Linked DNA regions of Homo sapiens: region 1 is linked to region 2. Evidence: read pairs that join two places in POLR2A ChIA-PET (ENCODE). Cell type or tissue: MCF 10A. All regions are shown on one strand. Region 1 holds the start of RAB40B (RAB40B, member RAS oncogene family). Region 2 overlaps FOXK2 (forkhead box K2).

Evidence for each region. ChIA-PET counts read pairs that join two places held together with the same protein. Peaks named below come from ENCODE experiments on the same cell type or tissue, not always from the same donor. Only the 100,000 strongest peaks of a DNase experiment are listed, where the experiment ranks them.
Region 1: POLR2A ChIA-PET joins it to region 2 with 5 read pairs; 3 of 35 experiments call an interaction of 5 or more read pairs at or near these places.

Annotation. Positions count from the first base shown.
Region 1 is chr17:82,697,817-82,700,316 of GRCh38, reverse strand. It overlaps RAB40B (RAB40B, member RAS oncogene family), which reads left to right and starts at 1,619. Exons shown (of 6, transcript NM_006822.3): 1 at 1,619-1,862. The coding sequence starts at 1,721. RefSeq lists silencers at 1,051-1,440, 1,461-1,890. In MCF 10A, no CTCF peak of the experiment used is centred here; a DNase peak (open chromatin) is centred at 1,486.
Region 2 is chr17:82,534,958-82,537,457 of GRCh38, reverse strand. The region is part of intron 1 of FOXK2 (forkhead box K2); the gene reads right to left. Among named protein-coding and RNA genes, the nearest start is that of FOXK2, 16 kb to the right of the region's middle. RefSeq lists an enhancer at 1,490-2,075. In MCF 10A, no CTCF peak of the experiment used is centred here; DNase peaks (open chromatin) are centred at 847 and 1,127.

The sequences.
Region 1 (2,500 bases), 160 kb before region 2:
CTAAAAATGCAAAAATTAGCTGGGTGTGGTGGCACATGCCTGTAATCCTAGCTACTTGGGAGGCTTGAATCCAGGAGGTGGAAGTTGCAGTGAGCCAAGATTACATCACTGCACTCCAGCCTGGGCAACAGAGCAAGACTCTGTCTCAAAAAAAAAAAAATGTGGCTGCATTAGTAACTAAAGCAACTAATCAACCAATGAATAACAGGTGTTGCAAACTAAATTGGCATTCCAAAGTAAACATTTTCTAGGTCCAAATGAATGCAAATGACAAATATAATAATCTTGACTTCAGTCTCTTTTGTAATTCTTCTTCCGCTCCCTCTTCTGTTCCTCCCCCACAAAAAACTTCTAATGGGGTCTAGAGCAGTTCCCTACACAACGCAGGGTGGAGGGGATGAAGTAGTGGGGGCATTATCCTTCTTCTTGGACGGAGCTCGCCCTTTGCCTGCTGCCTGAATTCTGCACCAAATAAACCAATGTGCACCTGGTGAGACCCTCAGAGCGAAGGGCAGACCTCGGCCTGGCAACCCTTGCTCTCTAGAGCAGAGGAGAAGCCAAAAGGCTGGAGGGTCCCACCCAATGCTCTCCTCCAGCACGCACGCAAACACATGCATGGATGCACAAACAAGCGCACGCACACATAGGAGCGCATGCATAGAAGCAGCACACGCAGACACACACATGCAAAGATGCCTGCAAAGGCACACATGCACACGCACATACATGTGCAGACACCTGCAGAGGCACACATGCACACGCAGACACACAGATGTGCAGACATCTGCAGAGGGACACATGCACACGCACATACATGTGCAGACACCTGCAGAGGGACACATGCACACGCAGACACATAGATGTGCAGACACCTGCAGAGGGACACATGCACACGCAGACACATACATGTGCAGATATCTGCAGAGGCACACATGCACACGCAGACATGCACACACACGAACACATGCACACGTACACAGGCGCATGTGCACACACAGGCATTCAGGCACGCCGCGTAAATGGGGCAACGACGAGGCCCTGGATGAACCGTGGGGAGAGACCGCGAGCCTGGATTCTACGGCGACAGGGACTCCTCCGGCGAGGCGGCCTGCGGGGGCCTTCCGGCCGCGTCCGCCAACTGGACCGACCCCGAGCCCCACCCGGCCAGGCACCCGAGGTCTCCCTGGTGGGCAGGTGGGGAGGCCCCACGCTGGGACCCTGCACCGCCCCTCGCCCCTCCCGACTCGGGGCGTGCAGACCCGACGACCGTGGGAGCGAGTTCGTGGCGCTCACGGGCGCACGCGAGAGTGTAAACACCCGGCCCCACCCCCTGATCGCCCCCACCCCGCCCCGCCATTGGCTGCGGGAGCAGAGTCCCCGCCTCCTGCTTGTTCTGGCTCCGCCCCTGCCCCGTCTCCGGGCCTCCATTGGCTGTGGTGACAGCGACCTTTCAGGAGGGGCGGGTGGGCGACAGCCCGGAGGCGGTGACGAGAGTAAGATGGACGGACAACCAAGCCAGTGAAAGCGCGCAGCTGCCCTAGCAACTGCGGTCCACCAATGGCGGGGCCGGGCGGGGATGCGCGCTGTCAGCGCTGGGCGGCGGGGCGGGGCCGGAGGCGAGCAAGGACTCGGGGCCCGCGCGGCGCCTCTCGGGGCCGGGCCGCCGCCTCTGCGCTCAGCCCCGCAGGCCGGGCATGGGTGGGGGCGCCGGGCCGTCACGATGAGCGCCCTGGGCAGCCCGGTCCGGGCCTACGACTTTCTGCTCAAGTTCCTGCTGGTGGGCGACAGCGACGTGGGCAAGGGCGAGATCCTGGCGAGCCTGCAGGATGGCGCGGCCGAGTCCCCGTACGGCCACCCGGCGGGTGAGCGCGGGCGGAGGGCGTGCCGGGGTGCGGGCGCGGGGCCGGGGAGGGGCGCGGGGCTGGGGAGGGGGTGCGGGTGGGGGTCCGGGTCCGGGGACGCGAGACCGGGCAGGGGTCGGGAAGAGGCCGGGGCGCGTGGCCGGGGAGGGTAGGAGTCCCGGTCCGGGGGCGCGGGGCTGAGGAGGAGCGCGGTTCGCGGGCGGGCCTTTCTCCGCCCGGCCCTGGCCCTCGTGCTGCGGCGTCCCTGTTGCACCCCCAGTTCCACTCGAGGCCCCGCGGCGCAGTCTCCATCCTTCTCCGCAGTCTGCGCGCAGCGGGAGCCCGCGGCTGGGCCGGGCGCTGGGCTCCTCCCGACCTGGGGCCGCTGCTGTGGGGACCCGGGGCGGGGGCTCGAGTCCGCAAGTGCGCGTTCGGCCGCGGGGCAGGAGGGGCGGGAGGGGACGCGAGCTCCGGGGCTCCTGGGGCGGAGCGCGGCGAGCAGGCGCCCAGGTGCTGGGTCTGCGCGTGGGTCGGAGGGGAGGGGAGACCAGGGTCCGGTCCCGAGGCCAGGGGTCCCGCGTGTCCGGGGGAGAGGAAGGAGCACAGGTGACTCGCGTGCGGAAGAGGGGACCCCCCACGACAGCGGCCGGAGAGCGGGT
Region 2 (2,500 bases):
GCCAGGCTGGTCTCAAACTCCTGACCTCATGATCCGCCCACCTCAGCCTCCCAAAGTGCTGGGATTTCAGGCGTGAGCCACCGTGCCCGCCCGGCAATGGATAATTTTTCACATCCACTTTTACGGTCTAAATGTTCTACAAGAAGTATTATTTCACAATATTTTTAAATTTAATAATATGTTAAACTTTAATCATTTAAGAAAGACTATAAGCATCATACCAATTCAGTCAACAAGTATCTGAATTTCTCAGGAATAACCTTCCTAACATAATACCAGCAGCTCCAGCCCAGCATCCCACTCACTGGTCAGCTGGAGGCTGGCCCCCACCAACTGCCCAGGAGCTGAGTGGATCCAGCAGCAAGAACCTTCTACAACCAACCGCTAAGCTTTATATTCTATTCTTTTCCTAAACAATGTTTTCTAACCTTAAGTGCCTACCAGAAGCTGCTGGAGACCTCATTCAAAATGTATTGTGTGTGTCTGTTCTAATGTGTCTGGAGTCTGACTGACACAAGGCACTCCTCTTCTGTTTTGCCTAAGTCAGATCCAAGGCCAAAAAAAGCTTAAAAACATTTCAAACCCATTTAACTCTCAGATGCCTGGGGCAGAAGATTACAGTCCCAACATACAACAGACTGCCTAAGGCGAAAACCTGGGTGTGTTTCTGGGAAATCAGGACATTCAGAGGCCTCAGTGTGTGCTGGAAAATTCAGAAAGCTACACACATGCCCAGGGCAAAAGGCCCCCTCTGCGAAGACCTCCTCGGCCTCGAGCTTGCTTTCACTCTGGGCTGATCCCTAGGCCAAGGGCAAGCCCATCAAGAGTTCAAGGAGGGCTCAGGCACAGAGCCAGTTCGTAAAGACTGTAAGAGTTCCTGGCATTCAAGGAAATCTTTGTCAAAACACCAACTAAACACAAGCTGAGGAACAAGGACTTCAGTGACTACATAACGAAGGAAGATAGTCTGCAATAACAATAGCTTGGAAAAGTCGTTAAATAAAAGGGCCCCTATATCCTTTGGCAAGCAAAAAACCCCACCAAACCCAAGGAAAGGAGAAGAATCTGATTTCCAGAGCTACTGCGTTCTCATCATCACAGGTCCAGTTTGCAACAACAACAAAAATCACAAGGCACACAAAGAAACAGGAAAGTATGACTCAGTCAAAGAAATAAAAACTGACAGAAACTATTCTGGGGAAGGCCAGATGCTGGATTTGCTAGACAAAGACTTTGAAACAACTGCCTTAAATATGCTCAAAAACTTAAATAAAAACACAGGCCGGGCACCGTAGCTCACACCTGTAATCCCAGCACTTGGGGAGGCCGAGATGGGCAGATCACCTGAGGTGAGGAGTTTGAGACCAGCCTGGCCAACACGGTGAAACCCCATCTCTACTAAAAATACAAAAAAAATGCCAGGCACGGTGGTTCACACCTATAATCCCAGCACTTCGGGAGGCTGAGACAGGCGGATCACCTGAGGTTAGGAGTTCCAGACCCGCCTGACCAACATGGAGAAACCCCATCTCCACTAAATATACAAAATTACCTGGGCATGGTGGCGCATGCCTGTAATCCCAGCTACTCGGGAGGCTGAGGCGGGAGAATCGCTTGAACCAGAAGAGGTTTCAGTGAGCCCAGATCGCGCCACTGCACTCCAGCCTGGGCAACAAAAGTGAAACTCCATCTCAAAAAAAAAACAAAAACAAAAACACACAACTAAAAGAGATAAGGAAAACAACGTGTGTGTGAACCAAACAGGACTATCGACAGAGACAGCATAAAAAGGAACAAAACAGAAATCCTGGAGCTTTTAAAAGGTACAATGACAAACATGAAAAGCTCATGCTAGCAGTTCAATAGCACATCTGAGCAGGCACAAGAAGAATCAGGAAACTTGAAGATGGGAAGACTGAGATTCTGCTCCCGCAAGTCTCCTCAGAAAGGAGAAAGAACAAAGAAGACGAGCAGAGCCTAAAGGACCTGTGAGATGTCAGCTCACCAACCAACCATGGAAGTTTGAAATGGGCAGAAAGAATGTCTGAAAAAATAATGGCCAAAACCTTTTCGAGTTTAATGAAAGACAAAAATTTTACAAATCCAAGAAGCTCAACAAACTCCAAGTAGGATAAACTCACAGGACCCAAAATGAAACACATTTTAATCAGTGTTGAAAGCCAAAAGACAAAAAAAGAGAGAATCTTGACAGCAGCAAGAGATAAGCGACTGGATAACTGTTAACAGCTGACTTCTCATCAGAAATCACGAAGGCCAAGGCCGGGCACGGTGGCTTACACCTGTAATCCCAGCACTTTAGGAGGCTGAGGCAGGTGGATAAGCTGAGGTCAGGAGTTCGAGACCAGCCTAACCAACATGTGGAAACCCCATCTGTACAAAAAATACAAAAATCAGCCAGGTGTGGTGGCAGGCATCTGTAATCCCAGCTACTCCTAAGGCTGAGGCAGGAGAATCGCTTAAACCTGGGAGGTGGAGGTTG